2 separate regions of the Homo sapiens genome follow, and region 1 is linked to region 2. The links are chromatin loops, found by intact Hi-C in ENCODE. Cell type or tissue: endothelial cell of umbilical vein. All regions are shown on one strand.

The links. Hi-C counts contacts between places; a loop is a spot of excess contacts. Peaks named below come from ENCODE experiments on the same cell type or tissue, not always from the same donor. Only the 100,000 strongest peaks of a DNase experiment are listed, where the experiment ranks them.
Region 1: a loop joins it to region 2, with 6 times the contacts of the local background. A loop is called at or near these places in 85 of 110 quality-filtered maps.

The regions. Positions count from the first base shown.
Region 1 is chr19:9,070,886-9,078,885 of GRCh38, reverse strand. No RefSeq gene overlaps it. Among named protein-coding and RNA genes, the nearest start is that of MUC16, 9.1 kb to the right of the region's middle. RefSeq lists enhancers at 3,898-4,785, 7,644-8,000. In endothelial cell of umbilical vein, no CTCF peak of the experiment used is centred here; a DNase peak (open chromatin) is centred at 3,065; H3K27ac peaks cover 358 bases.
Region 2 is chr19:8,651,074-8,659,073 of GRCh38, reverse strand. All of the region lies in intron 3 of NFILZ (NFIL3 like basic leucine zipper), which reads right to left. Among named protein-coding and RNA genes, the nearest start is that of NFILZ, 24 kb to the right of the region's middle. In endothelial cell of umbilical vein, a CTCF peak has its summit at 4,343 (motif pointing left); no DNase peak of the experiment used is centred here.

The DNA.
Region 1 (8,000 bases), 420 kb before region 2:
TCTCTAACAACTGTTTCAGCACTGACTGCGTGGTTAAGTTAAATATTTAAAGATGATAGCGCCAGTGCCCTTAGACAAAGGCTGGAACGTAACAAAAGCACACCAAGAGTTTTGCCCAGGCCTTTCCTGGGCCTTGAAGCATGACAAGATAATGAAGGAATTCTTAATGGACCTGTTTAGGATTAAACAAGTTTTATTGGGAGTCTGAAGAAACTCTCTAGACTCTAAAATTTAGCAGGAGACAAGATAAGGGTAACTATCCCTGGCACCTGGACCCATCTAGATTAAGTAAATTTACTGAGGCTCAGAGGAAGGTCTTCAGGACTCAGACCTTAGTTACAGATTAGGAGAAGTTAATTGGCCTGGTGCAGTGGCTCACGCCTGTAATCCCAGCAGTTTGGGAGGCCAAGGCAGGCAGATCACTTAAGGCCAGGAGTTCAAGACCAGCTTGGCCAACATGGCGAAACCCCATCTCTACTAAAAATACAAAAATTAACCAGGCATGATGGTGCACGCCTGTAATCCCAGCTACTTGGGAGGCTGAGGCAGGGGAATCGCTTGAACCTGAGAGGTGGGGGTTGCAGTGAGCCGAGATTGTGCCACTGCACTCCAGACTGGGTGACAGAGCAAGACTTCATCTCCAAAAATAAATAAATAAATAAATAAATAAATAAATAAAAATTAAACTACAAGCCAGGCACAGTGGCTCGCACCTGTAATCCCAGCACTTTGGTAGGCCGAGGTGGGGGGATCACCTGAGGTCAGGAGTTTGATACCAGCCTGGCCAACATGGTGAAACCCTGTCTCTACTAAAAATACAATAGCTGGGCATGGTGGTGCACGCCTAGATAATCCCAGCTACTCGGGAGGTTGAGGCAGAAGAATCGCTTGAACCTGGGAGGCAGAGGTTGCGGTGAGCCGAGATAGCGCCACTGCACTCCAACCTGGGTGACAGAGTGAGACTCTGTCTCGAAAATAAATAAAACTACAGCAGCCACAAGCACTGACAGAGTCAAGTATCAGGCACCCACAGGACAAGGTGGGACACAGTGTCTACTCATCTGCAGAGTGGGGACCAGGGCAGGATTGGGAGAAGAGAGCCAGGGTAAGGGGGAAGAAACAATATTGACAGAATAATTCTGAAAGATTCTCCCCGCGGCCTGAAAACTTGGGAGGATAAACTTGGGGGGATGAATAACTCCTCCCTTCTCAGGCCCAGTCCCAAGGTGCAAGGCTACTTGCCCCAGCAGCATGCGCCAGCAAGATAGCAGAAGCAGGAAGAGAGATGGCCGGAAGACATGTACCCTGGCCGGAAGACACGTACCCTGGCCGGAAGACATCTACCCTGGCCGGAAGACATCTACCCTGGCCGGAAGACACCTACCCTGGCCGGAAGACATCTACCCTGGCCGGAAGACATCTACCCTGGCCGGAAGACAGCTACCTTGGCCGGAAGACACCTGCCCTGGCCGGAAGACACGTACCCTGGCTGGAAGACATCTACCCTGGCCGGAAGACACATGCCCCTGAAGATCAAGAGACGGGCCATCCGGGTACCATGTAGCAGTTACGTCAGACTGGGACACTTGCTGTTTACGGGAGACTATAAAACCCCTGCCCCGTCCTCACTTGGGGCTGACGCCATTTTAGGCCTCAGCCGTCTGCACCCAGGTGCACATTAAAACAGCGTGTTGCTCCACACCAGCTCATGTTGTTTGTTGGCTTGCTCTCGGGGTTCGAAACGACACAAGAGCCTTACAAATTCCATGCTTGGCTCACTCGGCATTTCCTTAACAGATGTTCATTCAGTGCCTGCATGCTTGACAAGCCCCAGGTCTGAGAATACAACGGATCAGTGAATGAACCAACATGCAAAAATCCCTGACATTCTAGTGTTAAGAGTCTACAGGTAGAATAAATAAGTAAATTTAAAAAGATGTTAGATCCCTTTTCTTTTTGAGACAGGGTCTTGCTGTGTTGACCAGGCTGGAGTGCAGGGGCACAATCATAGTAAGGGAGGACACCACCCCTCATATTATGCCCAATTTCTGCCTCCAAAGAAAGAAGAAGTAAAAACTAAATGGCAGAAATCAAATCCATAGGCAGACAGCCCGGCACCGCACCCTGGGCCTGGTTAAAGATCGACCCCTGACCTAACCGGTTATGTTATCTATATATTCCAGATACCTCAAGGAAAAGGTAATTATTTGATTCAAGACCTTCAAAACGAGGCCAGGTGTGGTGGCTCACGACTGTCATCTCAGCATTTTGGGAGGCCAATGCAGTAGGATCACTTGAGGTCAGGAGTTCGAGACCAGCCTGGGCAACACAGCAAGAACCTGTCTCTTTTGAGTTTTTTTGTTTGTTTGTTTGTTTTGTTTTTGAGATGGAGTTTTGTTCTTGTCGCCCAGGCTGGAGTGCAATGGCATAATTTCGGCTCACTGCAACCTCCACCTCCTGGGTTCAAGTGATTCTCCTGCGTCAGTCTCCTGAGTAGCTGAGACTACAAGCGTGCACCACTACGCCTGGCTAATTTTTTTGTATTTTTAATATAGACGGGGTTTCACCATTTTGGCCAGGCTGGTCTGGAACTCCGGACCTCAGGTGATCCACCCACCTCGGCCTCCTAAAGTACAGAGATTACAGGCATGAGCCACCGCACCCGGCCAAGACCCTGTCTCTGAAAATAATTTTTAAAAATTAGCCGGGTGCCTACAGTCCCAGCTACTCAGGAGGCCAAGGTTGGAGGATCGATTGGGCCCAGGAGTTGGAGGCTACAGTAAACTATGATCGCATCACTGCCCTTCACCTAGGGGCAGAGTGAGACCTTGTCTCAAAGAAGAAAGACCTTCGAAAATGAAACAGGGAACCAGAAGGAGGGCAAGGTGGCAGCCAGGGCAAAATCCCTATGATGAGGGCATGCGGCTATGTGCAAGGAATTGCTCTGAGAATAAAGATGGGGACATTCTAGCCGAGCTAAAGAATGATCCATTTACTTATCATTGTAAGAAAATTGGAGCCGTTCCCAGAGATGACTAAGACCTAGGCCTGCAAAGTGTGAAGCCTGCAGGGAGGTGGGGGAAGGAGGCGAAGAACAAAGAACGCAAGGGGGGCCGAGTGAGTCATGGGCAGTGGGAACGGCGGTGCGGTGCATGGCTGGGTGCAGATAATTACCCTCGGGTAGCAGCCAGGCCCAGGTGGGGTGGGTGTCAGCAGGAGATGGACAGAGACCTCCCTCCGCTTCAGAAAGTAAAACCGGTGTTGCCCCAGCCTGGAACTCCCCCAGGAGAGTTGGAATCCTGCCCATCCCCTCCCCTCTTCCTCCAGTCTTTTCTTCCAGCTCAGGCCTGAGCTTTAAAAATCTTGCTTCCCAGCCACGGCCAAGACACGTCCCTGCCTCCCCCAGCAGAATGCAGATTTCAGGTGTCATTCATGAACTATTTAAGGGTTTCTGGAATGTTAGATTTGCCTGCTAGTCTGGGAGTCTTGGAGGGGGAGACCAGCTGTCACACGTCCTGCCCATGGCCGTGATTGGAGCACCCGGCAAGCTTAGGAGACAATGTTCACATGGACAGACTTTCTCTCTGAATGCCTTTGTCAGAGATGTTTAAACCAGAGTGACTCCATCTTGTGTAGGGGCTGGGTAAAATAAGGCCAAGACCTGCTGGGCTGTGTTCCCAGACAATTAAGGCATTCTAAGTCACAGGATGAGATAGGAGGTCAGCACAAGATGCAGGTCATAAAGACCTTGCTGATAAAACAGGTTGCAAAAAGAAGCCAGTCAAAACCCACCAAAACCAAGATGGCCCCAATAGTGACCTCTGGTTGTCCTCACTGCTACACTCCCATCAGTGTCACTGAGTCAGGAAAACAAGGTCTGGAGGCCAAGAATATAAGGTCGATTCACACTTCACCTATGGCAGGAAGGGCGGAAGCCAAGTCAATGACTGTAACCTTACTTCATCCTCTCCATTTACATAGGGCGTACCCCAAGTAAAGGGTATTTAAACTCCGAAAAATTCTGTAATGGGGACTTTGAGCCCCTATGCTCCAGCCCACTCCCACACTGTGGAGTGTGCTTTCATTCTCAATAAATCCCTGCCTCTGGCTGGGGCGCGGTGGCTCACACCTGTAATCCCAGCACTTTGGGAGGCCGAGGCAGCCGGATCACCTGAGGTCGGGAGTTCACCTGAGGTTGGGAGTTCGAGACCAGCCTAACCAACATGGAGAAACCCCGACTCTACTAAAAAAAAATACAAAATTAGCCGGGCATGGGGGTGCATGCCTATAATCTCAGCTGCTCGGAAGGCTGAGGCACGAGAATCACTTGAACCCGGGAGGCGGAGGTTGCGGTGAGCCAAGATTGCACCATTGCACTCCAGCCTGGATGACAGAGGAAGACTCCGTCTCAAAAAAAAAAAAAAAAAAAAAAAATCCCTGCTTCTGCCTTCCTTGCTTTTGCTTTGTTGGTGTGTTTTGTCCAATTCTTTGTTTGGGATGCCAAGAACCTGGACACCTTCTACCAGTAACACCATGACAGTTTACAGATGCCATGGCGACACCAGGAAGTTACCCCAGATGCTCTAAAAAGGTGAGGCATGAATAATCCTCCCCTTCTTTAGCATATTATCAAGAAATAACCATAAAAATGGGCAACCAGCAGCCCTTGGGGCTGCTCTGTCTATGGAGTAGCCATTCTTTTATTCCTTTACTTTCCTAAAAACTTGCTTTCACTTTACAGACTTGCCTGAGATCCAAGAGCCCTCTCTTGGGGTTTGGATTGGGACCCCTTTCCTATGACACCTTGCGGCCCGGAAAGACTTTCTCTCCCAGTGCCCTGGGGTCAGGCACAGGGCCGCAGCTTTCCCATAGAGAGCCCAGGAATATTTGCATTACCAGGAGAGAGTCAGGTTTCAGCGAGAATCTGAGGAAAATCCTCCAGAGAGTATCTAAAACGAGGTGAGGAAAGGGGAAAAGGCATTTTCCTTTAGGACGAACCTGAATTCCTTAGGATACAGCTGGTGAACAATAACATCTGTAACTCCCTCCTAGGTTTTTCAAAGGGAAGGAAGGAAGGTAGAAGGCCCTCTTGAGAAATGTCTTTTTTTTTTTAAGGGACCAGGTCTCCCTCTGTTGCCCAGGTTGAAGTACAGTGGCGCTATCATAGCTGACTGCAGCCTTGAACTCCTGGGTTCAAGCAAATCCTCCCACCTCAGCCTCCCAAGTAGCTAAGACTACAGGCAAGTGATTCTCCTGCCTCAGCCTCTCAAGGATTGCAAGCACCAGCCAAAAAGCCCAGCTAATTTTTGTATTTTTTGTAGAGATGGGGTTTCACCATATTGGCCAGGCTGGTCTCGAACTCCTGACTTCAGGTGATCCACCCTCCTTGGCCTCCTAAAGTGCTGGGATTTTCCCTTAACAAGCATCTATGGGTCGGGCGCGGTGGCTCACACCTGTAATCCCAGCACTTTGGGAGGCTGAGATGGGAGGATCACTTGAGCCCAGGACTTCAAGTTCATCCTGGGGAACATATATAGTGAGATTCGGTGTCTACAGAAAACTTTTTTTTTTTTTTTTTTTTAGACAGAGTCTCACTTTGTCGTCCAGGCTGGAGTGCAGTGGCACAATCTTGGCTCATTGCAATCTCTGTCTCCCAGGTTCAAGAGATTTTCCTGTCTCAGCCTCCCAAGTAGCTGGGATTACAGGCGCGCGCCACCACCCCCAGCTAATTTTGTATTTTTGGTAGAGACGGAGTTTCACCATGTCGGCCAGGCTGGTCTCAAACTCCTGACCTCAGGTGATCCGCCCGCCTCGGCCTCCCAAAGTGCTGGGATTACAGGCATTTGCCACTGCACCCGGCTTCTACAAAAAAATTTAAAAATTAGTCAAACGTGATGGCACATACCTATATAGTCCCAGCTACTTGGGAGGCTGAGGTGGGAGGATGGCTTGAACCCAGGAGGTAGAGGCTGCAGTGAGCCACTGCACCCCAGCCTGGGCGACAGAATGAGATCCCATCTCAAACATATAACCATAAACTTTGGATGTTAAGCATTTGCTGGAAAAAAAGAAAAAAGATAAATTAAAACAAAAAAATCCCCCATAAACTAAATGCCATGATATTTAAATACAAATCAAGTAATTCTGATGAAAGTTATGGCCAAGACATTTTACATTCTTTTTTTCAAAATCAGTCTTCAAAATCTCATCTCATGTGTATTTTACATGCACCACACATCTCTTCTGGTTTTTGTTTTGTTTTGTTTTGTTTTTGAGACAGAGTCTCTCTCTGTTGCCCAGGCTGGGGTGCAGTGGCACAATCTCAGCTCACTGCAACCTCTGCCTCCCGGGTTCAAGCGATTCTCCTGCCTCAGCCTCCCAAGTAGGTGGGATTACACACATGCGACACCATGCCCAGCTAATTTTTGTATTTATAGTAGAGATGAGGTTTTGCCATGTTGGTCAGGCTGGTCTCCAACTCCTAACCTCAGGTGATCCACCCACCTTGGCCTCCCAAAGTGCTGGGATTACGGGCGTGAGCCACCGTGCCCGGCCATAATAATACTTTTTTTTTCATTAAAAAAAAAAAAACTAAAAACAAGAAGGCTGGGCACGGTGGCTCATGCCTGTAATCCCAGCACTTTGGGAAGCTGAGGTGGGCAAATCACGAGGTCAGGAGTTCGAGACCATCCTGACCAATATGGAGAAACCCCATCTGTATTAAAAATACAAAAATTAGCCAGGCGTGGTGGCACGCGCTTGTAATCCCAGCTACTCGGGAGGCTGAGGCAGGAGAATCACTTGAACCTGGGAGACGGAGCTTGCAGTGAGCTGAGATTGCGCCACTGCACTCTGGCCTGGGCGACAGAGCGAGACTCTGTCTCAAAATAAATAAATAAGAAAAAAGAAAGAAAAATGAGGCTCAGAGAGGTTAGGTGACTTCCCCAAGGTCACACAGCAGGATGGAAACCCACACCTTCCTGTCCCTTGTCCACTCCCCTAGGCTTTGTGCCTCACTGGCTTCAGGGAGAGCAGCCATGTCATAAAACAGGTTCTGCCATGGGCCCTCAGCCTGGTTGTCCATGACACCAGCACTGACTGGAGGCCTGGTTCTCTGAGCCCCAGTTTGCTTTCGTGCAAAATGACTTTGCAATAGGCTGTGCCTTCCCTCGGGTATGGTGAGAAATTAAATTGTTAAATAAATTCCCAGGAATAAGGACAGGAAGTGTAGAGTTTCTTTCTTTTCCTTCTTTTTTTTTTTTTTTTTTTTTTTTTTTTTTTCTGAGATGGGGTTTCACTCTTGTTGCCCAGGCTGGAGTGCAATGGTGCGATCTTGACTGGTCTGGTCTGATGGTCTGGGTGGTGTCAGCTGATCCATCGAGTGCAGGGTCTGCAAACTATCTCAAGCACTGATTTTAGGTTTTACAATAGTGATGCTACCTCTGGGAGCAATCTGGGGACGTTCAGACTCTTGGACCCAGAGGCTGCATGACTCCTAAACTGTAATTTCTAATCTTGTAGCTAATTTGTTAGTCCTGCAAAGGCAGACTGGTTCCCAGGCAAGAAGTGGGTCTTTTAGGGAAAGGGCTGTTATCAGTTTTGTTTCAGAGTCAAACCATCAGCTGAATTCCTTCCCAAAGTTAGTTTGGCCTAAGCCCAGGAATGAACAAGGACAGCTTAAAGGTTAGAAGCATTTTAGAACTTTAAAGAGGGCCGGGTGTGGTGGCTCACGCCTGTAATCCCAGCACTTTGGGAGGCCAAGGAGGGCTGGTCACCTGAGGTCGGGAGTTCAAGACCAGTCTGACCAACATGGTGAAACCCCGTCTCTACTAAAAATACAAAAATTATCTGGGCGTCGTGGTGCACGCCTGTAATCCCAGCTACTCCGGAGGCTGAGGCAGGAGAATCGCTTGAATCTGGGAGGTGGAGTTTGAGGTGAGCCGAGACTGTGCCATTGCAGTCTAACCTGGGTGACAAGAGCGAAACTGTCTCAAAAAAAA
Region 2 (8,000 bases):
GGGTTTTACCATGTTGGCCAGGCCGGTCTCGAAATCCTGACCTCAGGTGATCCACCCAGCTTGGCCTCCCAAAGTTCTGGGATTACAGGCATGAGCCACGGCAACCAGCCTTTAAATTTTTTTAGAGAGAGGGTCTTGCTCTGTCACCCAGGCTGGAGTGCAGTGGTGCAATCATACCTCACTGCAGCCTCGACCTCCTGGGCTCAAACGATCCTCCCACCTCAGCCTCCTGAACAGCTGGAAATACAGGCATGAGCCACTGCGCCCAGCAACTAACGTCTCTCTTTCTTTCATGACGCCACTGCCTGTCTTTCTTCCTCGTGGTATATCCTCACTGTGGGGGCTGGCATATAGTAGATGCTTAATAAATACTTGTTGAATGAATGAATGAATGAATGAATGAATGAATAGAATCCTCTCATCACCCCAGACTCTGATTTGATAGGTGAGGAGAATGAAGCTTGTTCACTTAAGGTCACACCAGAAATCCTCACTTGTCCTGTGCAGCTCCCACCCCAGTCCCCCCAGGCAGCCTCCCACTCTCGGCCCCACTTCCAACTTTAGGACAATGGTTCTAAACCCAGGGGAAAGTTGTCAATGTTTTTTGTTATCCTCACTTGGGAAGTGCTACTGGCCCCTGGTGGGTAGAGACCAGGTGCCCCTACTGGTCTCTAAATATTTACGCTGCTGAATATCCTACAATGCACAACGCAGCCCCCCAAGACAAAAGACTGCCTGGCCCCAAATATCAATAGGGCATGGTGGAGAACCCCAGCTGTAGGGGAAGTGCCCGCAGCTGAGCCTGTTAGGAAGATGTGCACCCCAAAGAGGCTTGGGCCCAGGAGCTCCCGGCTCGGAAGTGGTGGTTGTAACACCAAATCATCCTGCTACCTCTTGATCATTCTGTTTCAGGCACGCAGGCCTCCTTGCTCTTCCCTCAACACACCAGGCACTGTCCTGCCTCAGGGCCTTTGCACATGCTGGCTGTGCCCTCTGCCTGGAATGCTCCTGCCAGATATCTGCATGGCTGGTCCTCTCTCCCAATGCCTGTAACCCTCTCTGTTCCCCCCTCGCCAGGGAGAGTCCCTGCACCCACCCAAGACCGCCAGTCCTGCCAAACCCACCAAGCCCCTCAGCCTCAGCCTTGAAGTTTGAGAACAAGGTCAGAATGGGGTGTGGTCTCTGAGACCCAAACATCTAGCTCTTTTGGCCCATGTGAGCCAGTGATTCCCACCCCCAGGGCTGATCACAGGTGGTGGGGAAAATGAGGGGTGTCCTGCCTCCTCTCCCCGTCTGAGCAGGGCTGAGAGCCCCCCAGAAACCTGCTGCAGTCAGACACTGGCCTCACCGTAATTATTCCAATGATTCCTCAACAAATCTTTGAATGAAAGCACGGTGTGGAGGGACAGAGAAAGAGGTAGAGACGGAGAGAGATTTACAGTGAGAGAGGACTGTCACTCACCCACTAACTACAATCCCACACACAGCGATCAGACTCCAGCAGACAACAGCTGGAGGTCTGTGTCCCTAACTTGCCTGCAACAAATACTCCCAACCCCTTAGCAACTGTCACTCACAGCAGTCACGTCCCCGCAACCATCAATCTTAAAGCAACAGGACCCTGCAGCAGCCAGAGTCCCCAACGACCCCCTGCAGACAAAAGCAATCGCCAGGCCAGGCGCGGTGGCTGACGCCTGTAATCCCAGCACTTTGGGAGGCCGAGACGGGTGGATCACGAGGTCAGGAGATCGAGACCATCCTGGCCAACATGATGAAACCCCCCTCTCTACAAAAAAAAAATTAGCTGGGTGTGGTGGCGCGTGCCTGTAACCCCAGCTACTCAGGAGGCTGAGCCGAGCCGAGATCATACCACTGTACTCCAGCCTGGTGACAGAGTGAGACTCCGTCTCAAAAAAAAAAAGCAATCGCCAATCTCCACAGATTTGGACCTCCCACCGGAGCGAAAACCGCCCCCCTCCACAAAACCACCCCAGACAGGCACAGGAACAAGACTCCTTTCAACAGCAGAGCCCCCAGAATACTGCACCCCAAATCCTTACAACAACTGGATCCCCTCAATAGTCAAACGCCAACCACAGACAACCCCCAGGACAAAGACCTTCAGCACGGTGACTGGACCCACCTAACCACCAGATTTACAGAGCCAAGCTGGACTCCCCCACCTCCCCTGGAGCAGGTCCCAAGAATAAGGACCCCTACAGCCACACAACAGCCAGACCCTCCCTGGTGCATGAGGCATCATCTTTGGAGACCTCCAGACCCCCCTTCAGTTCCCTGCTACACACACACAGGTGTTGCCACCCATAGGGGCCCAGGATTAGCTGCTTTGCAGAAGTGCAAGGAGGCCATGCTCTTCCATTCACCTAGCACAGGCCTGGGCGCAGCAGGGAAACATTGGGCGGCGGCAGCTGTGCTGTGTGGGGAGCAGGGCCAGGTACGGGGGCTGCACCCGTAGAAGTAAAAAGGCAGGACAGGAGGTTGGAGCCAGGTGGGAAAACAAGCGGGGAGAAGGGGAGCTTCAGAGAGAAGGTGGGCTGCAGGAGAAGGTGGGCTGCGGGAGAAGGTGGGCTGCGGGAGAAGGTGGGCTTCAGAGAGAAGGTGGGCTTCGAGGAGAAGGTGGGCTGCGGAAAGAGGTGGGTTTCAGAGAGAAGGTGGGCTGCGGGAGAAGGTGGGCTTCAGGGAGAAGGTGGGCTTCAGGGAAGAGGTGGGCTTCAGGAAGAAGGGGGCTTCAGGGAGGAGGTGCGCTGCGGGAGGAGGTGGGCTGTGGGGAGAAGGTGGGCTTCAGAGAGAAGATGGGCTGCGTGGAGAAGGCAGGAGGGTTTCTGGGAGAAGGTGGGCTGCAGGGAGAACACTGGCTTTGTGCACAAGGTGGGCTGTAGGGAGAACGTGGCTATGGAGGGCCTTCTCAGATGGAGGCAGCATGGGGTTCTGCAGCCTGGTGCTCCCTCCTCCTTCCTGGGCAGTGCCTGGTGGTCCCCCTTAGGGACCGGGTCAGAGTAAGCCAATGAGGAAGAGAACCTCGGAGAGGGTAGAACCTGTTCTCCCCACCCTGAGAGCAGGGCTTGGATGGGGCAGCAGAGACAGGGACAGGCAGAGACACAGAGAGAGACAGAGACTCAAACGGAGACAGAGACCCCCCCTGAACCAGAGACCCAGGGAGAGAGAGGGCCAGAGACAGCGAGAGAGACATGGGGAGACACAGAGAGAGAAAGAGACACAGCATGGAGAGCTCCAAGACAGTGAACAAGACCCAGAGAGAGACAGCGCCAGAGAGAAAGGACAGAGTTGAGAGGGTGGAGGGGACAGAGATGGGGAGACAGAGTCAGAGAGAGGGCCTGAGACAGGCAGGGGGCAGCAGCTGGGTGTGGGGTCCCTGAATGTCCTCCAGCCCCCTGAACGGGCCAGCCCAGCATGCCGTCCTCACCTGCTCTGGACGCTGTCTCCCCGGTGAGTCCCACGTGAGCCTCATCAGCCTTGTGGAACCTCCCGCGGTGGAGGTAGTCACCGGCGCTTCCGTAAAGGTGACACCCGGGCCCCCAGCCTGAAGCTTGTGGCTTTCCCTCCAGGGGTGTCCCCGCACCTGGTGTCTGCCCAGGGAGCAGGTGCTGTGGGATGGCCCAGACTCAGGGACATCACTGGAGAGTAAACAGCCCCACCAGGAGGGTACAGGGGGAGGAAGACCTGCTTGTCCAGCCCCTGGGAGCCCAGTAAGTGGAGTCTGAGCTGGCCACAGCTAAAGTCTCCCATTCCAACCCCGTAAGGCCCTTCTAGAAAGATCCAGGGGCAAAGGGAAGGAGGCTCTGTCCTTCCTTACATCTGAGGACACTCTCCTGCTCAAACACCCTCTATGGCTCCCCATTGCCTTTCAGATTGTCTAATTCCTGGCCCTGAACTTTTCTTGGACAAAGCCTCTCTGTCCAGCCTCTGCATCAGGGGAAACTGAGGCATGGAGCAATTAAGTGGTATGCCCCCAGGAAGAAGTGGAGCTAAGTACTATATGAGTTTTCTAATGAAAGGGCATCCCAGGCAGAAGGAGCAGCAAAGGCCCAGAGGTAAGAGTCGGCAGGAACCTGTCCCAGGAACCCAACAGGAAGTGGAGGAATGTGGTCAGAACTGCTTATAGGAAAATTTCTGCAAGTGGCTGCGGGGTTGACTGGACTCCAGGGGCAGAGTGGGAGCCTTGCGATGAGGGAGGAGGCCGAGCCACGCTGCAGATTGGAAAAGGAGACGTCCTGAGGTGCGACCCCGAGGCGGGGCTGGGGTTGAGATTCACCCTGCAGAGTCGCTGAGCCGGCCTAGGCTTGGGAGCAGCGGCACCTGGTGGGCGCTGTATGGAACTGCACCCTCCTTCATTGGTTGATTCAACAGATATTTATTTCTTTTTCTTTTTCTTTTAATTTTTCTTTTTTATTCTATTTTTTAATAAATATTTTTTGAGGCAAGGCTCGCTTTCTCTGTCACCCAGGCTGGAGTTCAGTGGCGCCAACACAGCTCACTGCAGCCTCGACCTCCTGGGCTCAAGTGATCTTCCCACCTCAGCCTCCCTAGTAGCTGGGATTACAGATGTGTGCCACCGTGCCTGGCTAATTTTCTGGTTTGTAGAGATGGGACCTCGCCATGTTGCCCAGGCTGGTCTCGAACTCCTGGGCTCAAACAATCCTCCCGCCTTGGCTTCCCAAAGTGCTGGGATTACAGGCATAAGCCACCACTGCCAGCCATAATTTTTTTTTTTTTCAGTAGCTTTTGGGGTAAAAGTGGTTTTTGTTTTTGGTTTTTGGTTTTTTGGTTTGTTTGTTTGTTTGTTTTTGTTTGTTTGTTTTGAGACAGAATTTCACTCTTGTTGCCCAGGCTGGAGTGCAATGAGACGACCTCAGCTCACTGCAACCTCCACCACCTAGGTTCAAGTGATTCTCCTGCCTCAGCCTCCGGATTAGCTGGGACTACAGGCACCTGCCACCATGCTCAGCTAATTTTTTTGTGTTTTTAGTACAGACAGGGTTTCACCATGCTGGCCAGGCTGGTTCTCAAACTCCTGACCTCAGGTGATCCACCTGCCTTGGCCTCCCAAAATGCTGGGATTACAAGTGTAAGCCACCACGCCTGGCCTGGTGTTGATTACATGGATGAATTGTTTAGCGGTGAAGTCTGAGATTTTAGAGCACCCGTCACCTGAAAATGTACACTGTACCCAACATGTAGCCTTTTATCCCTCATCCGCCTCCCAACCTTTCCCACCCCAAGGGCCTGAAATCCATGATGCCATTCTATGCGTTTGCATCCTCATAGCTTAGCTCCCACTTATAAGTGAGAACACACGGTATTTGGTTTTCCATTCCAGAATTACTTCACTTAGAATAATGGCCCTAGCTCCATCCAAATTGCTGCGAAACACATTATTTCATTCTTTTCATGGCTGAATAATATTCCATGATGTATATATACCACGTTTTCTTTATCCACTCATTGATTGATGGCCACACCGGTTGGTTCCATATCTTTGCAATTGTGAATTGTGCTGGAAAAAACATGCGTGCAGTTGAACATTTATTTCGAGCAGCGTTCCTGGTGTATTTGACACCAGCTGGGATCATTTTTCAATTTCTCCTCTCTATAAAATAGACTCATCTTCAGCAATAATCATGAAATAAAACAATAACCATGAAATAAATGCAGGCCAGGCGCAGTAGCTCATGCCTGTAATCTCAGCAATTTGGGAGGCCAAGGTGGGCAGATCAACTGAGATCAGGAGTTCGAGGCCAGACTGGCCAACATGGCGAATCCCTGTCTCTACTAAAGATGCAAAAATTAGCTGGGTGTGGTGGTGCGTGCCTATAATCCCAGCTACTTGGGAGGCTGAGGCAGGAGAATCACTTAAATTGGGAGGCGAAGGTTGCAGTGAGCCAAGATCGCACCATTGCGCTCCAGCCTGGGCAACAAGAGCAAAACTCTGAGAAAGAGAAAAGAAAGAAAGAGAGAGAGAGAGAGAGAGAGAGAGAGAGAGAGAGAGAGAGAGAAAGAAAGAAAGAAAGAAAGAAAGAAAGGAAGGAAGGAAGGAAGGAAGGAAGGAAGGAAGGAAGGAAGGAGGGAAGGAAGGGAAAGAAAGAGAGAGAAAGAGAGAAAGAGAGAGAGAAGAGAGAGAGAGAAGGAGGGAGGGAAAGAAAGGAAGGAAGGAGGGGGAAGAAAGTAAGAAAAGAAAGAAAAGGAAAGAAAGAAAGAGAAAGTGAGAAAGAAGAGAGAGAGAGAAGGAGGGAGGGAAAGAAAGAAAGAAAAGAAAGAAAGGAAAAAAAGAAAGAAAGAAATGCAGACACTGAAAATTTGGTTAATGTCTGATATAATCGTATTTTATGTAAATAATTGTCCAATAACTAAGGGAACTTTAATAAAACCGAAATATCTGCAAGCAGCGCAATTCCAGCAAGTCACTAAATCAATGGTGTAAAGACTGATGTAAAATGATGTAACATTTTATTTTCTTGCCTCATTCTTTAGCGTGAAAACAATGAACAAATTTTAAAGCGTAAGTTGCCATTTTAAAGATATCATTCGAATTCGGCACTAGAGTTCATGTATGAACTAAAATTTACACTTGCAAACATCTACACCTAACGGTTTGCAATGCTCCGCTGGTTTCAATACAAATAAAATCTCCCAGCCAGGAGCGGTGGCTCAAGCCTGTAATCCCAGCACTTTGGGAGGCCGAGGCGAGTGGATCACTAGGTCAGGAGATCGAGACCATCCTGGCTAACACGGTGAAACCCCGTCTCTACTAAAAGTACAAAAAAATTAGCCGGGTGTGGTGGCGGGCGCCTGTAGTCCCAGCTACTCTGGAGCCTGAGGCAGGAGAATGGCGTGAACCTGGGAAGCGGAGCTGGCAGTGAGCCGAGATCGCGCCACCGCACTCCAGCCTCGGCGACAGAGCAAGACTCCGTTTCAAAAAAAAAAAAAAAAATCTCCCAGTGGTCACAGCAAAGTACAGAATTGAAGTCATTCAAGTTCTGTGTTTTCATCTTTAAATCATCTTTTATTATTTCTTTCTAGTCTAAATCCAGGAAGACGTAGATGTATTATACTATCATGAGGTTTAGAGACACTCAAGCCATTCCAAACCATTGTTTCTCCAAATGAAAGTAGATAGTTGAAGGATGGCTACCAGAGGCCAGGAAGGGTAGTGAGGAGGAAGAGGGAGAAGGAATGTTTAATGGGTCCAAAATATAGTTAGAGGCCGGGCACAGTGGTTCACACCTGTGATCCCAGCACTTTGGGAGGCCGCAGAGGGAGGATCACTTGAGGCCAGGAGTTCAAGACCAGCCTGGAAAACATCGTGAGATCCCCATCTCTATTAAAAGTTTAAAAATTAGCCAGGCATGGTGGCACATACCTGTGGTCCCAGCTACTCAGGAGACTGAGGTAGGAGGATCGCATGAGTCCAGGAATTTAAAGCTGGAATGAGCTGTGATCTCCCCACTGCACTCCAGCCTGAGCAACAGAGCGAGACCCTGTCTCTAAAGAAAGAAAAAAGTTAGATAGAAGAAATAATACCTAGTGTTCCGTAGCACAATAGGGCACCCATGGTTAACAATAACTTATTGAAGGTCGGGCGCAGTGGCTCACGCCGGTAATCCCAGCACTTTGGGAGGCTGAAGCGAGTGGATCACTTGAGGTCAGGAGTTTGAGACTAGCCTGGCCAACATGGTGAAGCCCCGTCTCTACTAAAAATGCAAAAATTAGCTGGGCCTAGTGGTGGGCACCTGTAATCCCAGCTACTCAGGAGGCTGAGGCAGGAGAATCGCTTGAACCTGGGAGGCGGAGGTTGCAGTGAGCTGAGATCACTCCACTGCACTCCAGCCTGGGCAACAGAGCAAGATTCCATCTAAGAAAAAAAAAGCTTATTATATATTTTGAAATAATTAAACAATTGTAATTGAAACGTTCCTAACACAAATAAATGTTTGGGGTAATGGACGTCACAATTACCCTGA